Regions from separate parts of the Mus musculus genome. Here region 2 is linked to region 1. Evidence: chromatin loops called from intact Hi-C (ENCODE). Cell type or tissue: heart. All regions are shown on one strand. Each heading gives the region's core, and the rest is flanking DNA. Links, peaks and the distances in the headings are about the cores only. Region 1 has its middle 4.6 kb from the start of 8030443G20Rik. Region 2 overlaps Osbpl9 (oxysterol binding protein-like 9).

Region 1 (8,334 bases), core at 45-8,044:
TGGTAGGAATCATGGTGGAAAATACCTAAAAGGAAAAACTGGTCCACCACAATTTGGGACAGAATAAGCATCACCTACCTACCACATGAATATGCTACCCACCTCATAAATATTTATATAATCACTTTAAAATCCACAATGCAGTAGCCACCCTGATGCTTCTCTCTGTGGGGCAGCCCACTTCAGGCCTCTTCGTGCTTGGTTTGCCTAGCATTACAGACTAAGCTTATGCTTCTCTCCTAAACAGATATCTGCTACTGTGCTGAATAAGTCTCTGTTCAAACTGTGTTTCTTGACTGAATGAAGCCCTTCAAGAAGAGAAGAATTGCCAGGCAGTGGTGGCGCACGCCTTTAATCCTAGCACTCGGGAGGCAGAGGCAGGTCGATTTCTAAGTTCGAGGCCAGCCTGGTCTACAAAGTGAGTTCCAGGACAGCCAGGGCTATACAGAGAAACCCTGTCTCAAAAAAAACAAAAACAAAACAAAACAAAAAAGAGAGAGAGAGATTGAGAGAGAGAAGAATTGGAAACACACCTCCCTCCCTCAACACCCCAAATAAGACCCCTGTCACTGCTATACATTTATAGTGCCCAAACCACATAAAGTCTCAGTGTCACAAACACCAGACGCTCACAACCGTAGCATCAGGAATCAGAATCAGGACATTAGTGACCTCAGCCCTCGGGGTTACTAAGATGACATCAGCTTGTTAAAGACCCTGTTTTTCATGAACATCATTCCTTTTGGGAAGCAGTGCTGAGAGAACTGCTTTCCTCAGAGCCCAAGGAAGAGATATCACTTCAAAAGCTAAGAGAATTTCTAAAGAGATGCTTGTGAACATAGACTTGAGCTTAAGCGTTGGTGGATGGGAAGAAGTGAATAGGGAGAATAAGAAGCATTTCAGGCTGAGGTGACAAGCAGGCTGAGAGTGAGGATCGGAATGCTAATCTGGGGCATTGATCCCGGAGGGAACTTCTGAATGGTTTAGACAATGACCCAGATCAGATGATGAGCACAGGAAATTGGGCTGTTGGACCAGTTCTAGGGAAATAGGGAAAGGCCCCTTCCTTCCCAAAAGCAAAGACAGGATTGCAATGTCAAGTAATCATTGACATTCCTCAGAACATGGCCTTCCAAAGCTACATTTATGGTAAACTATCTTCCCAATAGTTTCTTATGCCTTCTAAAGCTGAAGACCTATTCCTTGGCTTGTGTTGGGTAAATGTGAGCACTAGACAACCTCTCACACACTTTAAAAAAAAGATCTAATGAGTGCGAGGTACTGTCCACATTCTCAGCACTATGGAGATATAACACTTGCCAAGCGCTCACTGTGAGCTAGGCAGTGTTATCATATTTAGTTCTCACAATACATGCACGAGAAAGATTAGGTTGCCCTTAGTTTACACAAGAACAAATTTAGATTTGTGGAGAATGTTAGTCTCATGGCACTAAAGCCAGGATTTGACCTCAGCATTTTTGACTCCATAGCCTCCTCTACTGTATAAGGTTGTCAATATTACTGTGGGTGTGTTCATCTAGTGGTTCAAAGATATTTGCTAAACACATAGTACACATTAGGCTTTGTGAATAAATAAGAATGGTGATCAAAACAGCAGAGTAACTTGTTTGTTTGTTTGTTTTGAGACATAGTTTCTCCATATAGTCCTGGTTGTTCTGGAATTTGCTCTATAGACCAGGCTGGCCTCGAACTCAGAGATCTGCCTACCTCTGCCTCCTGAGTGCTCAGATTAAGGGTGTGCACCACCCCACTCACTCAGCAGAGTAATTTTCTAATGTAAGTTTATCAGGATAGATTGACACAAATCTCAGGGCATAATTTCCTAAGAATATCTGTCTATCTATCTATCTATCTATCTATCTATCTATCTATCTATCAATCAATTATCTATGGAACAAGATTTCCTATAGCTTTAGTTGACCTTGAACTTCTGATCCTCCTGTTTTTACCTCCTGAGTTCTAGGATTACAAATACATGCTACTACACCTAATTTCGTAGGAATGATGAGTCACTTAGTCATTCAACAAATATTAAGCTTAGTGTGTGCTATATCAGGTAGTAACTAAGAATAATGATTCTTATGCTGCCAGGGGAAAAGAAGAACCAATAAATCCAGTATCAGAGTTTAAGATATACCATAAAGATAACAGAAATCATGTAAATACCCAATGGCGAGAAGGTTGGTTTGCTTTCAGGGTAGATCAATATTCAATATTATACTGGAATTACCAATAATTCCTTAAGACTCTTTACTTGATATTGTTACAGTATATTGTTACAGACTATAGAGGATGGCAAATTGGCACCAACATTCCTAAACTCTAACAAGTACTCCCATGCCCCTCTAGGTGGATTTATAATTAATATTTATGAAGCATATTTATTTATTAACCATCTACTCTGTGCCAGGCACAGGCACCTATTAAGCAATCTTATTGAATTCTTACGTCAACTCCATGGAGAAAGCATTATTGGTCCCTCTGTATAGATGAAGGAACTGAAATCCAGAGAGATAAGGTGACTTAAAGTCACCTGGTACAGTCCACCCAATAAGGGAACTTAACTTCTACCCTCTAGTGTTCTTCCATTTCTGAGCTGTCGGCCCCGAGTCTGGCCTCCTTGGATAACCCATGAGCACAGGATTTAGTTCTAAACATACAAGAGGAGCTAGACACATGAAATAGGAGGCTTTCTTGAAAAGTAAAGAAATCCTCTTTTTTTTTTTTTTTTAAAACCAGTGAACACAACTTCTAAACACACAAGGTGAAGTAGTCACTCCATGGGTCATATCTGGCTACACAGTGGATGAAGGCCATGCTTTAGTACAGTTAGGCAAGGCACCCAGACCTCTTGAGTCTTCCCACCAAGAAGGGTGGCTACTGAAAAAAGAAGGCGCCAGCAGACAGCTCAAGAACACCCATCTGACGACTCTTCAAGCTGCAAAGAAGCAAGTGGAGCATAAGCTATAAAACAGAGTGACTGCTCTTTACTAAGTTTACAAACAAGCATATAAATAGTGAACTGGATTCCTTTGATCCCTGGCTCTGTAAAAGAAACTAGCCCACTCCTCGCAATTTCCATGGAAAACCTCAGTCCACAGGCCATTAAGTGATGGGGCAGGCAAATTTCTGAGTTTGAGGCCAGCCTGGTCTATAGAGTGAGGTCCAGTACAGCCAGGGCTACACAGAGAAACCCTGTCTCGAAAAAAAAAAAAACAAAATAAACAAACAAACAAAAACCCCAAAACTCCCAAAAACCAACCCCCCCCCCCACAAAAAAAGAAGGAGAAGAAATCAATCCTATGAGCAGAGTGTAGACAAAAACTGCCACTGACTTCTGGAATGAGGAATGGGGGAAAGCGAGTGTATTAATGGTATAATGTAGTCATAGTCTATGTATCAGGTGATAGAGGAACTCCAAGTGGAAGTGAAATTCACAACATTAAAGGCTATCCATTGAATGTTCTTTGATCTAGCCTCCTTTTGAAAACAACTGTTTCATATGCTTATCCTCTGAGCCAAATAACTGCCATCTTTGGAAGATCAGCTGTATCCACTTGCAGTAGATCATCCCAGCAGGGCTTGTTAACCGTTTATATCTCCTCTTGGAGGGGCAAGGAGGGGCACCTGAATTTCCAGACACTTCTTACCACCTGTTGTACGCCTCGCTTGTCCTAATTGCTTGTCACTTTGGGGAGGGGCTTGAGTATATGCACCAAGAAAGACTGGAACTTCCCTCTATGCAGCTGTGGGAAAGTCACCATCCCTGCTGGGTAAAGACTTTCCAGCCTGGCCTTTGGTGGAGGAGCACCGCCCACTCTGGGACGTAGCCCCTCACCTATGCTCTGTAAGTCTATTGATTGCCCACAGTGAACTATGAGTCTTTGGTGGAATCATATCTCCATTTGCTCCGTCTAAGTTGGGACCTTGGGAAGAGGGGTAGACATTGTTTCCATCTCCCTCGATAACAGGATTTTAACAATAAAAACAACACCCGCCATGACCACCACCAGCTAAAAGCTTCCATGATAGAAGTACATGAATAGTGGTTAAAAAGAAGCTTAGGGCTCTTCTGACAAAATCCAGAGAGAAGGCTACATCTTTTTATCCCTTCTATCCAGAGTCCTGTTAAAGACGTCCACTTTTGTGCATCTACCTCCCTCTTGTGGTCCAATCAGGAGATCACAGCTGCCAACACCAACAAGCCCAATTAGGCCTTGACATTAAACTTCAAGAACTAAGGTAATAGTTCTTATTTATTTATTTATTTATTTACACTCCAGATTTTATCCCTCCCTGTCTACCCTCCAACTATTCCACATCCCATAGCTCCTCCACACACCCCTGTCTCCACGTGGATGTCCCCACCCCACCTGACCTCTAAAGTCCCTGGGGCCTCCAGTCTCTTGAGGGTTCATCTCTGATTGAACACAGACCCGGCAGTCCTCTGCTGTATATGTGTTAGGGGCCTCCTATCAGCTGGTGGATGCTGCCTGGTTGGTGGTCCAGTGTTTGAGAGATCTCGGAGTCCAGATTAATTGAGACTGCTCATCCTCCTACAGGGTTACCCTCTTCCTCAGCTTCTTTCAGCCTTTCCCTAATTCAACCACAGGGGTCAGCTGCTTCTGTCCATTGGTTGGGAGCAAATATCTGCATCTGACTCTTTCAGCTGCTTGTTGGATCTTCTGGAGTGCAGTCATGCTCAGTCCTTTTCTGTAATAATTCTTGAATACACCATTACTGGCCACACTCTGTAACAGGTGCTCATTGAGTGTAATGGCACAGACTCCTCCTGACAGCCCTATGCAGATGTGTTTTGTAGACAAGAGAACTAAGAATAAGAGACTTGTCCAAAGACTGGGAGAGTGGTCTTTACTCTCAGCACTCGGGAGGCTGACAGAGGTAGATCTCTCTATTTGAGGCCAGATTGGTTGACAAAGGGAACCCCAGGAAACCCAGGGCTACACAGAGAAACCCTGTCTCAAAAAACTCAAACAAATCATTTCTCGGCCTTTTGTCTAAAAAACTCAAACAAAACAAAAGCCAAAGAGACTTGTCCAAAGTCTTATGATTTTAGCAGGGAAAATTTAGCCAACCCCTTTTGCGTTTTCCTTTCTTCTACAACTGTTGCTCACAAACTCTTGTACATGCCTATTAGTGCCCCCAACAGTACACATATCTATTTATTTATTATTTTGATTAATCCTTACAACTTGATGGAGGCTCAATACCCCCTTTTAAGAAGCTGTGACTTAGAAAAGTAACACCTTTCTCTGGGCTGTATGGCTCTTGAGAACTACGTTTGTCCAGGCTCCGGTCTTACTGAAGTCTCTCAGGCTGGTTTGAGAACAGACTTGACTGCTTATCACTGTGACAGACCTGTGATGTCACCAAAAAAATTACAGAAAGACTCTTTGTAGCCTCCCTCAGCCTTGAAGCAGGCTGATCCAAACTTTGACCTTGATACCACTAAGAAGGAGATTACCTAGGGTATAGCCTTCTGACCTTGGTGGCTCTGTTTGCTCTTCTCCAAGACTCTGCTTCCTGCTGAAAGGTCCTTGAGACATTCCGGAGATACACCCTGTAGATCTCCTACGGGCTGGCTCTGGGTACCAAGAATGGGCTGGCGGGAGGGTGGGGTGGGGGGTGGTGGGGGGGGGAGTGGGGGGAATGGGCCTACCCTCTTTATAAGCACGGACTCTAAGTAAACTTCAGAGACTTTGAACAAAAAGGTTTGTCTTGGCCTCATTCTTTTCTGCCGTCTGATCGCTTTCAACCCCAGCCCCCCTTTCAGGGGAACCCAGTTCATGTAGCCGCAGGCGGCTACAACTCTTGCTAAATACCCTTGCCTTAAGAATGTCATCAGGGTGGGCTGGAGAGTTAGCTCAGTGATTAAGAGCACTGACTGCTCTTCCAGAAGTTTTGAGTTCAATTCCCAGCATTCCATGTGTAATGGGATCCATTCGTCCGGGAGAGAACTGGTCTCTCGGGAGTACTAACACACAGGCTTGCAGGAGGGACAAGCCAAAGTCAGAGACAGCAAGACCAGCTAACACCAGATAACCAGATGGCAAAAGGAAAGGTAAGCACAGGAACATAAACAACAGAAACCAAAACTACTTGGTGTCATCAGAACCCAGTTCTCCCACCATAGTGAGCCCTGGTTACCTTCAACACACCAGAAAAGCAGACTGATTTAAAAAATCACATCTCATGGTGATGATAGAGGAGTTTAAGAAGAAAATAAATAATTCCCTTAAAGAAAAACAGGAGAACACAGGTAAACAGAAGCCCTTAAAGAGGAAACACAAAAATCCCTTAAAGAATTATAGGAAAATACAACCAAACAGGTGAAGGAACTGAACAAAACCATCCAGGATCTAAAAATGGAAATAGAATCAATCAAGAGATCACAAAGGAAGACAACACTGGAGATAGAAAACTTAGGAAAGAGACCAGGAGTCATAGATGCAAGCATCACCAACAGAATACAAGAGATAGAAGAGAGAATCTCAGGTGCAGAAGATACCATAGAAAACATTGACACAACAGTCAAAGAAAATGCAAAATTCAAAAAGCTCCTAACCCAAAACATCCAGGAAATCCAGAACACAATGAGATGACCAAACCTAAGGATAATAGATATAGAAGAGAGTGAAGATTTTCAACTTAAAGGGCCAGTAAATATCATCAACAAAATTATAGAAGAAAACTTCCCTAACCTAAAGAAAGAGATGCCCATAAACATACGAGAAGCCTACAGAACTCCTACAGGGTTCTACAGAAAAGAAATTCCTCCTGTCACTTAATAATCAAAACACAAAATGCACAAAACAAAGAAAGAATATTAAAAGCAGTAAGGGGAAAATGTCAAGTAACATATAAAGGCAGACCTATCAGAATTACACCAGACTTCTCACCAGAGACTATGAAAGCCAGAAGATCCTGGGCAGATGTCATATAGACCCTACAAGAACATAAATGCCAGCCCAGGCTACTATACCCAGCAAAACTCTTAATTACCAAAGACAGAGAAACCAAAATATTCCATGACAAAAAAATTTACACAATATCTTTCCACAAATCCAGTCTTTCAAAGGATAATACAAGGAGGGAAATTATACCCTAGAAAAAGCTAGAAAGTATCTTCTTTCAACAAACCCAAAAGAAGATAACCACAAAACATAAAAATAACATCAAAAATAAAAGGAAGCAACAATCATTATTCCTTAATATCTCTTAACATCAATGGACTCAATTCCCCAATAAAAAGGCATAGGCTACAGACTGGATACATAAACAGGACCCAACATTTTGCTGCATACAGGAAACGCACCTCAGTGTCAAAAACAGACACTACCTCAGAGTAAAAGGCTGGAAAACAATTTTCTAAGCAAATGGTCCCAAGAAACAAGTTGAAGTAGCCATTCTAATATCTATTAAAATAGACTTTCAACCAAAAGTTAACAAAAAGGATAAGGAAGGACACTTTATACTCATCAAAGGAAAAATCTGCCAAGAAGAATTCTCAATTCTGAACATCTATGCTCCAAATGCAAGGGCACCCACATTCATAAAAGAAACTTTACTAAAGCTCAAAGCACACATTGCACCTCCCACAATAATAGTGAGAGACTTCAACACCCCACTCTCATTAATGGACAGATCATGGACCAAATGGAATATATATACATATACACACACACACACACACATATATATATATACATATATATAATTTCATCCTAAAACAAGACCACACATGGAAATACCGGGACAAAGAGTGGAGCAGAGACTGCAGAAAAGGCCATTCTGAGACTGCCCCAGCTGGGGATCCATCCCACATGCAGACCCAAACACACACACTATTGTGGATGCCAGGAGGTACTTACTGACAGGAGCCTGATACAGCTGTCTCCTGAGAGCTCTGCCAATTCTTGAGCAATACAGATGCGGATGTACACAGTCAGACACTGGACTGAGCACAGGAACCCCAATGGGGAAATTAGACCAAGGACTGTAGGAGCTGAAGGGGTTTGCAACCCCATAGGAAGAACAATATCAACCAAGAAGACTCCCCAGAGCTCCCAGGGACTAAACCACCAACCAAAGAATACACAGGGGATACCCATGGCTTCAGCTGGATATGTAGCAGAAGATGGCCTTATCTGACATCACTGGGAGGGGAGCCCTTTGGTCCAGTGGAGGCTTGATGATCCAGGATAGGGGAATGTTAGGCCAGCGAGGCAGGAGTGGGGGTTTGGTAGAGGAAGGAGCACCCTCATAGAGGCAGGGGGAGGGAGGAGGGGATAG
Region 2 (8,334 bases), core at 222-8,221, 190 kb after region 1:
TCTTGAGTTTTATACAAATGGACTCAAGAATCTTAATCTGCTTTCACACAAAATGTTTGTAAACTAACCTACGTTGCGGGTTGCAGTTTGTTGAGGGTTTTTGTTTGTTTTTACAGTTATGCTTCTATTTGGCTATTCAAAACATCAATTTCACTGTGGATAGACATTTATACTGCCAGTTTTACCCCAGGATAATGTTGGTTTGGACACTGTTGATCTTTTCTTATGCTTAGTAGACTCAAACCTTGGGGTGGAGTTACTAGATCAGAGGTATGAGCCTGGTGGTCTGCAGACTGTTGAGGGTTCTAAGAGCAGCTGTGCTGGCCTCACTCCCACTTCACGAGCACATCTGAAATCACGCAGCAGTGACCACTGAAAATCTGACAGGGGCTTTAGTTTCCATTTCTCTGGTATCTGATTGGGTATCTTTTCATGTTTATCGCTATTTGCATATCCTCTGTACGATGACAACCGTTCAGTGACGTTGATACGCAAGAAACAAACCATCTTTTCCTATTCTCAGTTTTCTTTCTATTGTCTACAGTATCTGTCCCCTGCCCTTTACATCTTCTGTCTTCTGAGGAACAGTTCTTAACTTTAATTCCTTCCCTACAATGTCTTCAGTTTATACTTTATAGTTGTACTTCCCGTGTGTCCTTCAAGAAGTGTTTCTCAGTCCTAAGACCAAGGAAATATTTTTCCTGCACTGTTTTCTGGAAGCCTCTAGAAGCTTTTACATTTCAGTATTAGGAAAATAGGCCCTCTCACTTTTCTTGGCCTTTTTATGTTCTAAATCATACCTCCACCACAGTCAAGCTGGCCATGTACAGGAGGGTAGGTGAGAGCATGGAACTTATCTTCTGAGGTCTATGGAACTGTCTGAGAAAACCTGAATTAGGGGTGGTATTCTCGACCCTTAGAAGTGTTAAGTGGACTCAGCAAGTTCCATGCATGAACGAGTGCACTCACACTGATTGACAGCTTCACTACCACAATGCTCATGGTTTTCTGGGCAAAGGTTTTCACCCATCTTACTCCATTCCCTCTCACCTTTTCTCTCCTCTTCACCAGCCCCAGCTGCTGGTGCACATATGCAAGACTCTTCAACAACAGCCAGGACCCTCTTTGAGTCTGCATCCACTCCAGCAATTAGACTTTCTCTAATTCCTTTCCAGGCAGGATTCTGTGATCATCCAAACCTCTGGCCTGTAACTCGTCTCAGTCTTCCATTCCTTGAGTGCAAGAAGCACATCGCCAGCTCTTCTTCATCTCACAGAAGGTGACCTTATGACCTGTTTGCCCACAACAATCCTGAATTATTCCTGTTGCTCTGGTACAATAACGAAGGACTTCTACTTTCACTGTCACAACTGGCCAGGTTTCAGAGACGGCCACACTGCACCACAGCTGAGCCCCAAGGCGCTAACTTCCCTCAGTGACTTCTGTACCTGAACTGCTTGAGAGCTACCGGTTGTTGCAAGACCCTTCCCACAACCACACATCCCCAGTTATTCTCTCTGCTACCCTTCCTCTCCCCCCTTCTGGGTTTGCTCTGATATTGGGGTGGGGGTGGGGGCATTCTGGAGCAAAGCTTCTCTTGGCAACTCATAGAGGAAATAATATCAAGAAAACTGTTGTTCTAACCCACCAAAATATCAACCTTTTATTGTGATGCTTTTAAGGCTCATGACCCCAACATAATACATACTTATCTTCTATGGCCTCTTTTTCTCTGAGGTTTTCTTTTTTGTTGTGTCTTGGGTTTTGTTTTCTTTTGTTTTTTCCAAGACAGTTTATCTGTGTAGCCCTGTCTGTCCTAGAACTCACTTTATAGATTGGCTGGCCTCGAACTCAGAGATCCGCCTGCCTCTGCCTCCTGAGTGCTAAGATTAAGTTGTGCGCCACTGCTGGTCTTCTCTGAGGCATGCTCATCAGTACATACTTCTTCAGGCTGCAGACAGTAGCTACAGCTTCAGAGTCTTCTCCAAGTGGATGGATTTCTTGGTTTTCTTTTTCTCTTTTTTCTATACACACAGAAAGACTTTAAACATGAATAATGATGCAAAAGCCTAAGATAGAATCAGTTTTGTTTTAATGATTTGGGAGAAAAAAAACAAGGCAAAACAAGATACAAGGTGTTGTTTTGTGTGTTTTGTTTGCAGAGCGAGCGAGCGAGTGAGCGAGAGAGAGAAAGAGAGAGAAGTAGGTTGGTAAACTGATTCCAAAGGCAATAAAGGAATGATGACCACTCCAGAGCATAAATTGCTCACCCACCTCCTAAAAGGAACATGGTTGCTGCTAAGCACACTATTCCCACTTTACACTAAGCACACAATGTCCCTGGCTACAGAAACAACAGTAGAACTTAACTGTGCACTCATATATACATGTCCTTTAAACATGCCCACCTATTATTACAAATATAGTTCTTTTAACTCTTTTCCTAGTTGATTACAGGAATTATTAAAGAATGTTACTAGCTTTTGCACATTGTTCTCATATCCAATTTGCTGTTTTTGAGACAGGGTCTTACTATATATACGTGCACATATATATGTGCATATACATATATATATACATACACACATATACAAACACACAAATGATTTGATCTGGAACTTCCTTAGTAGACCAGACTGTCCTCAAATTCAGAGATGCACTTGGCTCTGCCTCCTGAGATGTATTTATATTTACATCTGTGTGTGCATCTGTGCATGTATGCTATTATGCAAAGGTGCCCACAGATGCCAGCAGAAGGTATTAAATACCCTGGAGCTGGATTATAGGCAGTTGTGGGTCACCTGAAATGGTTGCTGGAATTGATCTCCAATCCTCAGAAAGAACAGTGTGTACTCTTAACCACTGATCTATCTCTCCAGTAACCTCAATATCCAAAGTTTTTGTTCAAGGCTAGTTATAAAAATAAAGTTTATGCAATGTTTTCACATTATTTTATTTATTGGCACATATGTGTCATGGCACACATGCAGAGGTCAGAGGACAAATTGTGGGAGTTGGCAAGTGAATTCAGGTCATCTGATTGAGCAGCGAACATTGTTACCCACTGAGCCATCCCTCCAATGCTTCTGTAGGTTCTCGTGGATTGTACGCACATAAACATGTTATGTGCAAATAGGATTAACTTTAATTCTCCTACTGTCCCATCGCCTATCCTATCTTTTTTCTTTGTTCCTTGCTCTTATATGACCACGTGCCGAGACCACTTGTGTAGTTTACAGAAACATACGCAAACACAAATTTTCTGACCAAGCCATTTATCTCTTGCTTTTTCTTCATTTGATATTCTAGGACCTGCAGGGTTTAACACTGAAGCAGCAGCAAATGCAGGCACCTCTCTCGCTGCTGATTTAATGAGGACCGTGAGGTTTAGGAGAGTGCCTAGGAGTTAAAGTGCTCACTGTGAGATCTTTTGCCAAGACCAGAGTTTGGATCCCCTGGACTCACATGAACGTTCTTCTGCCTAGAAAGCCAGCATCTGAAGGCAGAGACAGGAGCCCTGGAGCGAACTGGCTAGCATGGCAAGCTGAGAGTTCACCTGAATGGGCCTGCCTTACTAATAACTTGGAAAGCGCTGCACACAGGAGAACATGTATGCAAATCACATACACATACAAAAAAGAAAGAACTCGCACACTGCTTCACTATTAAGTACATAAGACTTATAATCCATCTCTCTGTGGTGATCCTAAGCCTCTCAGAATGTCAGAGTCCAAGATTCGTCTGCACCAATAGTGCTTACTATAGGCAGGCATGGCAGCCCAAGCCTATGATCTCAGCTACTCGAGAGGCTGAGGCAGAGAACCACGGTTCAAGGCCAGCATGGGCATCAGTAAGCCCTGGTCTGAAAAAAACTAAAGGGAGCTGGAAATGCCCCTCAGTGGTGTGGGAATGCCCCTCAGTGGTGAACTGCTGGTCTGGGATCTCTAAAGCAGTAGGTTCAATCTCTACCACTTTTCAAATACATTAACAAATTTGATGCTGACAATTCTGTGAGTGAACAGTATGGTACCCCGTCTGGTCTAGCTTTTCTTCTTCTTTTTAAGAGCTCAGGAATGCATGGAAAGTGTTGGCTCATTTCATAGGGCAGAATTCATTCTTAACCTTCATTCCACAGACGCCATGCTGTGGTCTCTACCTCTCACCCTCTTTAATGCTTTTACTTATCCATTTTGCAGATATTTCCTAAAAATGTTATTGTTGTGCTTTCAGATGAAACATGGGGCTGGGGAGTGGTGGCACACACCTTCAATCCCAGCACTTAGGAGGCAGAAGCAGGCAGATCTCTGTAAGTTCGAGGCCATCCTGGTTCACAGGGAAAGAGAGTTTCGGGGCAGCCAGGGTTACACAGAGAAACCCTATCTCAAAAGGCTAAAACCTAAAAATAAAACCATGGGGATGAAGTGGAAGATCAGATCCAAGCAGCAACCATCACTACTTCTTCAGGGCAAGCGCGCCATCTAGTGGCACATAATTTTGCTGACAGATTCACCATGAATGTGTGACCTTGATAAATAACTAAGTCAATTCAGTGCCTGGAGATGGGGTTTGGAAGTGGTGCACGAAGCACGAAACTCGTCCCTAACTCCAGAAAAAAAAAAAAAAATGCTAATCCTGACACCTTAAAAGGTCAAGAAACTAGATCTGCGAAGCGTCTCAGGCAGTAACATGTGAGCTCCCCGAGATCCGTCTACAGTGATCCCAACTTGTCTGCATAACATAATCAACCAGAGGGTGTGTTCAAAACTAAAGATCCTAGGATCTTTCTCTAAAATAAGGTGTGTAGATGGGGGCTCCTGGCAATCGACAACTGCCCAGATGTTTCTCACACAGGAAGCCCAAAGGACAATCTTTCTCTCCCCCCTCTCCACTCTTGTTTTTGTGGCAGGATCTTGTGCAGGCTAGATTTATATGTCAACTTGACACACACAATAGTTATCTGAGAAGTGAAAACCTTGGAGAAAATGCCTTCACAAGATCTGGCTGTAGGGCATTTTCTTAACTAGTGATTGATGGGAGAGAGTCCTGCCCATTGTGGGTGGTGCCACCACCCCTCAGCTGGTGGTCCTGGGTTCTTTAAGAAAGCAGGCTGAGCAAGCCATGGGTAGTAAGCCAGTAAGCAGCACACTTCCATTCCCTTGTGCATCAGCTCCTGCCTCCAGGTTCCTGCCCTGCTTGAGTTTCTGTCCTGACTTTCTTCAGTCATGGCTACAATATGGAAGTATAAGCCAAATAAACCCTTTCCTCCCCAACTTGCTTTTTGATCATGGTGTTTCATCAAAGCAATACAAACCCTAAACTTAAAGTCACAGGAGATGACCTTGAACTTGTGTTCAACCTGCCTCTGCCTCCTTAGTGCTGGGATTAGAGGAATGCACCAGCCACATCTGCTTTTATGCAGCTCTGAGGATGGAACCCTTGTGCATGCTAGGAAGCATGCGCACTACCAAGTGAACTGCACCCCAGCCTTATCATAAATACACTTTGCATTACCCTTCATGATGCACCAAGTGCCTAATGCTCACAGAACTCTGCTAGAAAGGCATTAGGATCCTCACTTAAAGAAAACTCAAACCCAAGCATACAGATTCCCTCTGTCACTCAATCAAAGGGTAAAATGAGATTTAAATGCAGGTTTCTGTAGGTCCTTCTCTGACCGGATAGGCAGCAGGCAGGATTCTTAGAATGACACTTGTTCTTGGATAATCTCTTCTCCTGGGACTATAGATGCAAACAGGATGTGATGAGAGCATGTCAGTGCCTTGATTAATAAAAGCAGAAAGATTACCTAACCTAACCTAATTGCATGAGCCTTTTTCCTTCTTTTTTTTTTTAAATTAGATGTTTTCTTCATTTACATTTCAAATGCTCTCCCCTTTCCTAGTTTCCTCTCCGAAAATCCCCTATACCCTCCCCCCTACCCTTGCTCCCCAACCCACACACACACACTCCCGCTTTCTGGCCCTGGCATTCCCCTGTATTGGGGCATAGAATCTTTGCAAGACCAAGGGCCTCTCCTCCCATTGATGACTGACTAGGCCATCCTCTGCTACATATGCAGCTAGAGCCACGAGCTCTGGGGTACTTAGTTCATATTGTTGATCTGCATGAGCCTTTATCAAATAGTATTTTTTGCAGCTGTGAGCAGAATGGGAATCAGGGATTCACAACAGTACAGGAAAATGTGTATTTTGTTGGCTCCTATAAGTAGGAGACCTGGCAGTTAGGCACAAAAGCAGAGTAAGGGTGACAAGTGACAGTAACAAAGAGACTTCAGATGTTTTAACTACAAGCAACTAAATATGATTAACAGCCTGAAAAGGATTCTTTCTTAGAGCTTCCAGATAAAACCCACCCCAGTCTTTACTTCACCCTTGTAGCTCTTGCAGAAAATCCAACTACCTGTGGAATTGTGGAAAATTCAATGTGTGTTTTTATATATGACAAAACATATTGGGCTGGTGAGATGGCTCAGTGGGTAAGAGCACTGACTACTCTTCTGAAGGTCATGAATTCAAATCCCAGAAACCACATGGTGGCTCACAACCATCTGTAATGAGATCCGACGCCCTCTTCTGGTGCGTCTGAAGTCAGCTACAGTGTACTTATATATAATAATAAATAAATCTTTGGGCTGGAGCAAGCAGGAACTGAGCGAGCGGGGTTGACCAGAGCGAGCAGAAGTCCTAAAAATTCAATTCCCAGCAAACACATGAAGGCTCACAACCATCTCTACAGCTACAGTGTACTCATATACATAAAATAAATAAAATAAATCTTTTTTAAAAACATATCAACCTGATATTTACTGTTTTAGTCATTTTTAGGGTTCAGCATTGAGGACCACCATCCATCTCCAGAAATCTCCTTTCTAAACTCAAACAATTCCATACCCACCAAATAACAATTTGTTATTTCCCCATGCTCAGTCTGGAAACCATTTTACTTCCAGTTTGCAAGGATATTTGTGTTTGGTGACTAGCTTATTTTACTCAGTATAATACCCTCAAAATCCATACATGTTAGCATATGTGAAATTTTCCTTTCTTTTCTTAAGGCTCAATAGTATTTGTCTTAGTTTCTTTTCCAGTTGCTTTAATAAAACCCTGGAACAAAAGCACCGTAAGGGATTTCAGCTCCCTTTCTTTCTTTTTTTTTTTGGAGTAAACATTTTGTTTGATTTTATTGTTCCCACTAAATAATTCAGGGCAAAGTATCTTCATAGACTAAAATATGCTTTACAAAAGTGCACTAATTTCTTAGATGATATGTAGGTATCAGAAAATTGTAATCATTATAATAACTTACATTACTGTCTTCCAGACACAAATACATTTATTTTATAGGAAATGTGTGTTATGAACTATTATATAATTTTTCTTTTTTTAATATATTTTTATTGGGTATTTATTTCATTTACATTTCCAATGCTATCCCAAAAGTCCCCCACACGCTCCCCCACCCACTCCCCTACCCACCTACTCCCACTTCTTGGCCCTGGCGTTCCCCTGTACTGAGGCATATAAAGTTTGCACGACCAATGGGTCTCTCTTTCCACTGATGGCTGACTAGGCCATCTTCTGTTTCATATGCAGCTAGAGACATGAGCTCCAGGGGGTACTGGTTAGTTCATAATGTTGTTCCACCTATAGGATTGCAGATCCCTTCAGCTCCTTGGGTACTTTCTCTAGCTCCTCCATTGGGGGCCCTGTGATCCATCCAATTTCAGCTCCCTTTCTTAATTTATATTTACAGTTCAGGACACACACACATACACACAATTTCAGTTTTCTATGTATAGACACTTGAATTGTTTAGCTTTGGAGCTACTGTTACTAATATGGTGCACAAATTTTTTTGGATATGTAAATGATTGTGAACTGAAGCCATTATCTTAAAAACTGGGCAAGTGAAAGGAAATAATTAAGCAGTTATCCTGCCTATCTGAACTATACTGTTAGGTAACAGATAACAGAGGAAAAGAAAACTCTCATAAAATTAAACATCATGGGCTGGTGAGATGGCTCAGTGGGTAAGAGCACCCGACTGCTCTTCCGAAGGTCCAGAGTTCAAATCCCAGCAACCACATGGTGGCTCACAACCATTCGTAATGAGATCCAACTCCTCTTCTGGAGTGTCTGAAGACAACTACAGTGTACTTACATATAATAATAAATAAATCTTTAAAAAAAAATTAAACATCATAAAATTAACATAACTATAGACTAGTTAGCTCCAGTTTGCCAAACCAGTGAGTACTCACTAAGCATTAGCACCCACTACTATCAATAAGGAACAGGAGCTAGACATGTGTGT

The links. A loop is a pair of places that touch in the nucleus more often than their neighbours do. Peaks named below come from ENCODE experiments on the same cell type or tissue, not always from the same donor. Only the 100,000 strongest peaks of a DNase experiment are listed, where the experiment ranks them.
Region 2: it touches region 1 in a loop (7-fold over the local background); 3 of 42 quality-filtered maps call a loop at or near these places.

Annotation. Positions count from the first base shown.
Region 1 is chr4:108,972,479-108,980,812 of GRCm38, forward strand. No RefSeq gene overlaps it. Among named protein-coding and RNA genes, the nearest start is that of 8030443G20Rik, 4.6 kb to the left of the region's middle. In heart, for the core only: a CTCF peak has its summit at 4,194 (motif pointing left); no DNase peak of the experiment used is centred there.
Region 2 is chr4:109,161,240-109,169,573 of GRCm38, forward strand. All of the region lies in intron 2 of Osbpl9 (oxysterol binding protein-like 9), which reads right to left. Gm52703 (a long non-coding RNA gene) reads left to right here. Exons shown (of 3, transcript XR_003955256.1): 3 at 3,310-3,938. Among named protein-coding and RNA genes, the nearest start is that of Gm52703, 32 kb to the left of the region's middle. In heart, for the core only: CTCF peaks have their summits at 4,482 (motif pointing left) and 4,685; a DNase peak (open chromatin) is centred at 4,482.